2 separate regions of the Homo sapiens genome follow, and region 2 is linked to region 1. The links are chromatin contacts, found by Hi-C or POLR2A ChIA-PET in ENCODE. All regions are on one chromosome and are shown on one strand. Each heading gives the region's core, a stretch centred on a gene start or an enhancer-like site at or near the end of the contact. The rest is flanking DNA. Distances are from core to core; before and after follow the strand shown. Region 1 overlaps COG4 (component of oligomeric golgi complex 4). Region 2 overlaps SF3B3 (splicing factor 3b subunit 3).

What was found. A loop is a pair of places that touch in the nucleus more often than their neighbours do. ChIA-PET counts read pairs that join two places held with the same protein, here RNA polymerase II (POLR2A). Pooled maps may share reads with other maps.
Region 2: a loop to region 1 is called in a map with no recorded cell type, with 2.1 times the contacts of the local background. The contact joins two enhancer-like sites. A Hi-C loop is called at or near these places in 1 of 37 single-sample maps with no recorded cell type and 4 of 50 pooled maps. POLR2A ChIA-PET finds 5 or more read pairs at or near these places in 11 of 52 experiments (B cell, CD8-positive, alpha-beta memory T cell, H1 and 6 more).

The regions. Positions count from the first base shown.
Region 1 is chr16:70,488,128-70,492,972 of GRCh38, reverse strand. COG4 (component of oligomeric golgi complex 4) reads left to right here. Exons shown (of 19, transcript NM_015386.3): 13 at 2,581-2,643. Among named protein-coding and RNA genes, the nearest start is that of COG4, 33 kb to the left of the region's middle. Within about 2 kb of position 2,497, at least 2 of the 41 ENCODE cell types and tissues checked have a DNase peak (open chromatin) inside an H3K27ac peak, as active enhancers do.
Region 2 is chr16:70,551,695-70,556,539 of GRCh38, reverse strand. SF3B3 (splicing factor 3b subunit 3) reads right to left here. Exons shown (of 26, transcript NM_012426.5): 12 at 1,943-2,094; 13 at 1,334-1,489; 14 at 206-361. Among named protein-coding and RNA genes, the nearest start is that of SNORD111, 16 kb to the right of the region's middle. Within about 2 kb of position 2,784, at least 3 of the 41 ENCODE cell types and tissues checked have a DNase peak (open chromatin) inside an H3K27ac peak, as active enhancers do.

The DNA.
Region 1 (4,845 bases), core at 1,248-3,747:
TTTTTTTTGGAGATGGAGTTTCGTTCTTGTTGCCCCAGCTGGGGTGCAATGGCGCGATCTTGGCTCACTGCAACCTCCGCCTCATAGGTTCAAGCGATTCTCCTGCCTCAGCCCCCCAAGTAGCTGGGATTACAGGCACCTGCCACCACACCCGACTAATTTTTGTATTTTTAGTAGAGACGGGGTTTTGCCATGTTGGCCAGGATGGTCTCGAACTCCTGACCTCAGGTGATCCACCCGTCTCAGCCTCCCAAAGTGCTGGGATTACAGGTGTGAGCCACCGTGCCCATGCTACCTTTTTTTTTTTTTTTGAGACGGAGTTTTGCTGTTGTTGCACAGGCTGGAGTGCAATGGCGCGATCTTGGCTCACTGCAACCTCTGCCCGCTGGGTTCAAGTGATTCTTCTGTCTCAGCCTCCCAAGTAGCTGGGATTACAGGCATGCACCACCACGCCCGGCTAATTTTGTATTTTTTTTAGTAGAGACGGGGTTTCTCCATGTTGGTCAGGCTAGTCCCGAACTCCCAACCTCAGGTGATCTGCCCGCATCGGCCTCCCAAACTGCTGTGATTACAGGCATGAGCCACTGCGCCTGGCCTCCATGCTACTTTTATCATTGGTATTTCTGCACCTAGTCTGTAAGACAGTCGTGTTATGAAAAAAGTCATCTTTGGACCAGAGTAGGGAGACCTGAATTCATTTTTTTAGTTTATTTGTTTATTATAAAGGATATTATATAGGATACAGATGAAGAGATGAATAGGGCAAATTATGGGGGAAGGGGTATGGAGCTTCCATGCCCTCCCCAGGTGGCCACTGTCCAGGAACCTCCACCTGTTTATCCATCTGGAAGCTCAGAGACCCGAATTCTAAGCCTGGCTCCAGCTTTGTGGCCTTGTCACTCTGAGTGTCTGTCCCTTTTCCTGCTTTATTATTCTTCCTGGCATTATATAATGCATTTGTTTACTATCTGGCTTCCCTTCTGGAATGTCAGCTCTGTGAGGAGTGGACCATGTCTTTTTTGTTAATTGCTTTCTCTCAGTGCCTAGAACTGTGCCTGGCACATCCAGGTGCTCAGTAAATATTTGCTGAATCAGTTGCTGTCAGACCTTCGTGAATCATTTTACTTTTTTTTTTTTTTTTTTTTTTTGAGACGTAGTTTTGTTCTTGTCACCGAGGCTAGAGTGCAGTGGCGTGATCTCAGCTCACTGCAACCTACGCCTCCCAAGTTCAAGCAATTCTCCTGCCTCAGCCTCCCGAGTAGCTGGGATTACAGGCACCCGCCACCACGCCTGGCTAATTTTTTGTATTTTTAGTAGAGACGGGGTTTCGCCATGTTGGGCAGGCTGGTCTCAAACTCCTGACCTCTTGATCCACCTGCTTCGGCCTCCCAAAGTGCTGGGATTACAGGCATGAGCTACCCTGCCCCAGCTTTTTTTTTTTTTTTTTTTTTTGAGACAGAGTCTTGCTCTGTCATACAGGCTGGAGTGCAGTGACACAATTTCAGCTCACTGCAACCTCTCATCTCCCAGGTTCAAGCGATTCTCCTGCCTCAGCCTCCTGGTAGCTGGGTCTACAGATGTGCACCACCACGCCTGGCTAATTTTTTTGTGTGTATTTTTATTAGAGACAGGGTTTCACCATGTTGGCCAGGCTGTTCTTGAACTCCTGACCTCAGGTGATCCACCCGCCTTGGCCTTCCAAAGTGCTGGGATTACAGGCGTGAGCCACCGTGCCTGGCCAAATCATTTTACCTTCTGAGGAGTCTCATTTCCTCCCGTGCACTGGGCTTGATAATACGTGTTCTATGGGGGTATTTAGCAGACTCCATGAGATAAAGAATGAGAAAATACCTCATAGGTGGCAGGCTCTCTGGAAGCTTTTCTTTAATGAATGTCAGGCTTTGTATCACTGACCTGGGGCTTGACCGTTTGGAGCCTCAGAACTTATCCTGGACCTGTATGCCTGAGTCATTTCTGCTCTGTAGGTAACACAGTACAAGAAGACCTGAAACCTCGCCGGGCGCAGTGGCTCACGCCTGTAATCCCAGCACTTTGGGAGGCCGAGGTGGGCAGATCATGAGGTCAGGAGATCAAGACCATCCTGGCTAACATGGTGAAACCCCGTCTCTACTAAAAATACAAAAAATTAGCCTGGCGTAGTGGCGGGCGCCTGTTGTCCCAGCTACTCGGGTGGCTGAGGCAGGAGAATGGCATGAACCCGGGAGGCAGAGCTTGCAGTCCAGCCTGGGTGACAGAGCCAGACTCCATCTCAAAAAAACAAAAAAACAAACAAAAAAAGAAGACCTGAAACCTGAGCTCACTACCTCTGAGGTCCTGATAGCTTTAGGCTCCCTGTCATCAGGCACAGAAGAAAGGGCGAGCCTGCTTCCCCATTCTGCCCAATCCAAGATCTGAGCGTCCTGCTCAGATGTAGCAGTGTGGGTTTTCATTAGCGCAAGTCTGAACTCCAGCCAGCCCTTCTCTGAGCTTCATGGAGCACAGCTGTCAGCCAGTCTGGCATTGGAGTGGGTGGCAGGCACAGTCAGCAGGAAGTCACGTTCTTCCTTCCTCATCTCCCAGGTGACTCTGAACAACGTGGAAGTCTGCAGTGAAAACATCTCCACTCTGAAGAAGACACTGGAGGTACGAGGGAAATTGCCTATCAGTGGTCAGCAGCCATCTTTTCCCATGTTGAGATAGAGCCCTATACAAACATCATGGTGAAGACACTTATCTTGGTGACATTGAGCCACACTTGAGGGGATTCTTTGGTGACTGACATGATAGCAAGGCATCCTTGGACCAGGGAGAAAAGCTCAGGAGTTGGAAGATCAGAATTCAAATTAGATCTTCCAGGCAAGGCACGGTGGCACATTCCTGTAATCCCAGCACTTTCGGAGGCCAAGGCGGGTGGATCACTTGAGGTCAGGAGTTCGAGACCAGCCTAGCCAACATGGCGAAACCCCATCTCTACTAAAAATACAAAAATTAGCTGGGCATGGTGGCAGACACCTGTAATCCCAGCTGCTTGGGAAACTGAGGCAGGAGAATCACTTGAACCCGGGAGGCAGAGGTTGCAGTGAGCTGAGATCGTGCCACTGCACTCCAGCCTGGGCGACAGAGCAGACTCTATCTCAAAATAACACACAAATTAGATCTTCCAGCACATAGTTGGCGTGTGACCTTGGACAAGTCCCTTAGCCCTCTGAGCCTCAGTCCTCTCATCTACGAAATGAGATGCATAGCTCCATCCAGCCCTAGCTTGTGTTTCTTGGGTAGCCTAATGAAAAAACAGGATTGAGGCCAAGTGGCTCATACCTGTAAGCTTAACATTTTGGGAGGCCAAGGCAGGAGGATTACTTGAGGCCAGGAGTTTGAGACCAGCCTGGGCAATGTGGTGAGACCTCATCTCTACAAAAAAAAAAAAAACTTTTTTTTTTTTTAAATCAGGATCAAGGCCAGGTGAGGTGGCTCATGCCTGTAATCCTAACACTTTGGGAGGCTGAGGCGGGTGGATCATGAGGTCAGGACTTCAAGACCAGCCTGGCCAAGATGGTGAAACCCCATCTCTACTAAAAATACAAAAAATGAGCCAGCCATGGTGGCAGGCGCCTGTAATCCCAGCTACTCGGGAGGCTGAGGCAGAGAACTGCTTGAACCTGGGAGGCAGAGGTTGCAGTGAGCCGAGATCACGCCACTGCACTCCAGCCTGGGCGACAGAGGGAGATTCTGTCTCAAAAAAAAAAAAAAAATCAGGATCAAAAGCACCTTATAAAAATGACAAATCCCTGTATAAATGTAGGAGATTAAGATAAGGTTTGCCTAATCCTATACAAAGCTAGTAGCTGTTATTTTTAGAGGAAGGAAGCAGAGTATAGTGGAAATTGCTTGGGCTTTGAAGCCAGATACCCCAAGTTCAAATCTTCACTTGACCACTGCCCAGCTGTGTGACCTTAGGCAAAAGTTCTGTAACCTCAGTCTTGTCATTCATAAAGCAGGGATAATGACCTCTGTGCCACATGACTGTTATGAGAGGAATGTGGTAATATGAACCACTTAGTACATGAGAGGCATGCAGTGGTACTTATTAGTTGTATTAACAGTTAAAAATAACAGTAGCTGGGCCGGGTGTGGTGGCTCATGCCTATAATCCCAGCACTTTGGGAGGCCGAGGCAGGTGGATCACCTGAGGTCAGGAATTCGAGACCGGTCTGGCCAACATGATGAAACCCTGTCTCTACTAAAAATACAAAAAAAATTAGCTGGGTGTGGTGGCATGTGCCCATAATCCCAGCTACTCGGGAGGCTGAGGCAGGAGAATTGTTTGAACCCCGGAGGTGGAGGTTGCAGTGAGCCGAGATTGCGTCACTGCACTCCAGCCTGGGCAACAAGAGCGAAACTCCATCTCAAAATAACAATAGCTGGGTGGCTCGTGCCTGTAGTCTCAGCTACTTGGGACCCTGAGTCAGGAGGATTGCTTGAGGCCAGGAGTTCGAGGCCAGCCTGGGCAACATAATGAGACCCCATCACTTAAAAAGCAATAATAGGCTGGGCGCAGTGGCTCACGCCTATAATCCCAGCACTTTGGGAGGCCAAGGCAGGTGGATCACAAGATCAGGCATTCAAGCCTGGCCAAGATGGTGAAGTCCTGTCTCTACTAAAAATACAAAAATTAGCTGGGCATGGTGGCGGGCGCCTGTAATACCAGCTACTCAGGAGGCTGAGGCAGGAGAATTGCTTGAACCCAGGAGGCGGAGGTTGCAGTGAGTCGAGATCACGCCACTTCACTCTAGCCTGGGCAACAGAGAAAGACTCCATCTCAAAAGAAAAAAAAAAGGTAAAAAT
Region 2 (4,845 bases), core at 1,535-4,034, 63 kb before region 1:
TGTAGTCTCAGATCATATCCTTAAACCACAGCAGGAAACTCCTGAAACACACTGCAATGACAAGAGAAGCAGCAGGTATGGATTCTGGGTTCTAACCCAGCTGATCTCAGAGATAGACATCAGGAGTGGATCTCAGAGATAGACATCAGGAGCCAGATGCTCAGGTTCCAACCAGATGATCCTTGAAGCTCAGAGTGTCACTCACTGAGGGATCCAGGGAGATGATTCTGACAGTGTTGTCCACAAGCCCCACAGCCAGGAAGCGAGACCGCTGCTCTCCAGGGGGTACATTGGCCAGACTCATGCACACCACATCTGCTGACATCTCCTTCCGTTCTGTGTACTCATTCAGCTGTCCTGACTACAGGAGGAAAGACACAGCAAGGTCAAAACTACAGAGGGATGGGTCTAGATGCTCCAATTCACCCCAAAACCCTGGATCCAGAGAATGAAGGAGGGCTGTTGTATTTTGTTCTGCTTCCTCTCACTCCTCTTACTATAGTAAATGACAAGAATTTATCTACCTGAGTTCTCAAGACTGAAGTTAACAGGCTCACAGCAAGCAAAATGAGTATCTTCCATCAATAAGAGAATGAACAGACCTTTGACAAGGTCAATGTGCCACAAATTTTCTGAGCCAACTTTGTTCTCAGGAAATGGAGACATATAAAACTGTCTGTGTTTTACAAGAATATTCTGGGTGAAGGGAATTCAAATATGGTTAAAGACAGAGAAATCTCAACCAAAGGTACAGGCAGGCTACAAATTTGGCCACACTAGAGACCTCCTGAGAGCAAGAGAATTAAGTGTACTGAACATCCTTCCATATAGAAGTTTTCTGAAATGGATTCAGACTGCAGAAATTAAATCTATGCCAAATATTTGTTGGAAAAGTAGAGAGTGAAATGCAGGAGGAGCAAGTGTTTCACTGCTAAGAGGGGATTTCATAACTCTACCTAGAATTAGACATCAAATTACCCCTTTTCCCCATCTCTGTAAGGGACCAAACTGGTTTGTGAACACTGTCACTCCAGCTCGCTTTTTTTTTTTTTTTTTTTTTTTGAGACGGAGTCTTGCTCTGTCGCCAGGCTGGAGTGCAGTGGTGCAATCTCAGCTCACCGCAACCTCTGCCTCCCGGGTTCAAGCAATTCTCCTGCCTCAGCCTCCTGAGTAGCTAGGACTACAAGGTGCATGCCAACACGCCCAGCTAATTTTTGTATTTTTAGTAGAGACAGGATTTCACCATACTATCATCTAAATGACTAGACTACAATGCCCATCTTTCCCTCTGGTCCCTACAATAAGTCCCACAGTGAATGATAAAATAACATACAGGATCCATCTCGAAATAGACCAGCTCTCCTCCTGTCAGGGCAATCACCACTTGTCGCTGGTTCACTGCACACTTCACAATTGTTTTCTTTCCAGGGGTCTTCCACTCATTGACTCTCTTGTCTGCTCGTATGTGCCGAATGCCATCTGGATAGACCTAGAGTCAGTAACAGAAAGAAACCTGACTTTAACAATTTGATTCATCACTCAGAATGACCCTCACATCTATCAGATCTGTCACTAAAATCAGACCTGGGGCCACTGCATTTGAGGCACCAGTTGAATCAAAGACAAAAGAGTTAGTAGGCCTCAGGCAAGGTCAACTTTTAAATAGTTCATGTTTTGCAGTGTCCACTTCAAAGAAGTTCAAAGCTTATTAACAAAACACTTATAAAGATCTTTATTAGAGATGAAAGCTGCAGTGATGTGGCTCTGTAACAGAAAAATGGCAAATACAGAGAGGGATATTATGTGCCCAAATCATATGTTCCCTACCCCTAAGGCTTGCTGGAAGGTGAGGGTGAAGAGACATGAACACAGCAGCCTGCATCACAATGAAGGCCAAGAAAGAACAAAGCAGGCCAAGTAGGTAAGCTCTGAGAACCCTCACCTGCACCAAGGCATCATCTCCTAATAAGGAGCAGGACAAGGTCGGGGTGGTCCCCAGGAACCCAGAGTCAGTCACTTCTTCTACAGTTTCTCCAATGGACAACACTAGGGTGGCATTCACGAAAGACACAATGATGTAGGCATCAAACTCATCTGAAAAAGAAAAGAAGGGAGTTGGTTAGATAAGAACTCATTAGAATTACAAAGCCAAATGAAACACTAAGAGTTCTCTTCAGAAACCTTCCAAGGCAGTTCTTCTATGTGTAGTTATTACACACATACACACATACACATGCACACAGAGCAAAATGATCCAGAAGAAAACTAGGGGTCAGAAGAGCCTACAGATATACTCTGCTTCCTCAATATTTTCTTGAGACATCTGCTAAAGAAGTGAGAGGACAAAGCAAGAGAATCGGAGACATGAGGACATTTTAAATACTACAATATTGATACATGAACATACTGAGCTAGAGCTTCATTTATTTGTGCCAGTTGTCAATCACACAACCCCTTCCTAAGAAGAGATACTCCTTCTAACTAGGAAAGACCCCTAACTTCTTCCAAAAGCAGCTTATGTAGAAATGAACACAAGCTCTAATGAATAAAATAGAGATTACTTAAGCCTCTGTGAGACTAACTCATTCTAGGGTTGGAAGCTGAGAATCCTAGTCCCAATGGGAATGATGTAAGAAAACTAGATAACCAGGAAATGGAGGGTGGGGGTTGTTTATATTGTTATTCTGTGACCTCTCTGGTTTTTCACTATTTAGAAACAGAACAATCCTGTGGTCATGAGCAATCCTATTAGAATTTGCTTTTTCTAATTAAATGTAGTTGAATAAACACTAATGAGTTTCTCAAGGAAGTCAGAGGACTTGAGGTATACCAGAAACCCTCAGTTTCTTCTACAGATCCCATAAAGGCCATCTATTTTCCATGTATCTCACCCTACAACATACAACAGCTTCTGCAAGTGTCCCCATCCAGTACGTTTGGCGTAAAGCTTGATAAATGTTGACTAAAGGCATGCTAATTTTTTAAAAGAGTTGAGATTTTCCTAGTTTACATTTGAATTTTTGTTTTAACACCCCCTTAACCAGAAATCAGGTTAAAAAAAAAGGACAGAACAAGACAAGGCACCACACAATGTAGTGGCTGACTCACTCCTAGCAGTAGCAGCTATAGGACCCGTCTGCCTAAGCACTTGTCAAGAGCTCAATGCCACAGGGCTGGTCCACCCACCCACCCACATGAAGGGCATACTTTTGGTTCTGATGACTTCAAATGAGGTTCAGCTAGATTAAGGTTACTAGATCAGTTCTGCAGAATCAGCATTCTTTACAGAAGCAGGGGTCAAATGAAGATGTATCATTCGACCAGGCATGATGGCTCATGCCTGTAATCCCAGCACTTTGGGAGGCCAAGGTGGGTAGATCACCTGAGATCAGGAGTTAGAAACCAGCCTGACCAACAGGGTGAAACCCCATCTCTACTAAAAAATAAATAAAATAAAATACAAAAATTAGCTGGGTGTGGTGGTGGGCGCCTGTAATTCCAACTACTCGGGAGGCTGAGCAGAATTGCCTGAACCCGGGAGGCGGAGGCCGCAGTGAGCCGAGATCGCCCCACTGCACTCCAATCTGGGTGACAGAATGAGACTGTCTCAAAACAAACAAAAAAGATGTATCATTGGCATGGCCTACAGTAGTGTTCTGCCCTATTAGCAGGACGTAAAATCAATTTAATGTGTTGCACAATAGGCACTTCATAACAGAAATAAATGTAATTTATGAAGTTGCTTCATATATAGTAGGATAATTACTGTTTTGTGAAACTTTTGTTTCAGTTAATATTGCATATATATGTACCTACTGTGGTGGCTGAAAAACAAGGATTAAAGATCTTTCCCAATGGGCATGCTCTAATGGTTAGACCAGGAATCCACAGAGTAAAGGTTCAATTTCCAAATCATAAGGAATAATACAGGACAAGAAGCTAGATACTTGGTTTTTGGTTATTTTGCTAGAACTGTCAACATATATCAAATGCTTTGGGAACGTCTTATAAGATGGCTTTGTAAGACTAAGCACTACTCACTATCATAAAACAAGTAAGGACATGGTTATCTCTGAAATGGATGTCTCAGTAGCTTTCAACAAAACCAAAATCCATCTCTACATAACACCAAGTTTGGAACCTTTACTCCAGTTCTCAGTTTTTGTACTGGAAATTTTTGTTGTGTAAAAATAACAGTTGTTTAATTTTAATATTATATGAATACAGTATCATTTCCCATGTTCTCATTACTGAAACCTAATAACCCTAAAAGCTGTGTCAAAGCAAATTAAAGCCAAACAACAAAAGGCTGTAACTGGCCAGGATTTCTGGTCTCAGATCTTCACCAAGGGGAAAAGGTGACCTTCCAAAAGACAGACCACACAACTTTTGACTTTCATGGGAGAGAATGGGGCAAAGAAGGGAGGAGGGGTGCCTTTCCTTCGACCAAGACTTCAGACTACTCAAACATAAGAGAATAAATGCTCAGTGAACTTAAATAGGGTCATACTTTTGCTAGACAATTCAACAAGTGGGAGAGCCAACGACATCTCAAAGCTGCTTTACATCACAGACTTCCTCAAAATAAACACTGCCCTGTGAATACCAAGCACATTGTAACTTCTACCCCTTCCTTCTACAGTGAAGAGGACTTGCAGCAGGTTAATTCTTATGTACTAGAGTGACTGCAGATTAAAAGTTGGAGTCCAAGCTGGGCACGGTGGTTCAAGCACTTTGGGAGGCTGGGGAGGGAGGATCATTTGAGTTCAGGAGCTCAAGACCAGCCTGGGCAACATAACAAGACCCCAATTCTATAAAAAATTTATTAGTTTTTTTTTGGAGAGA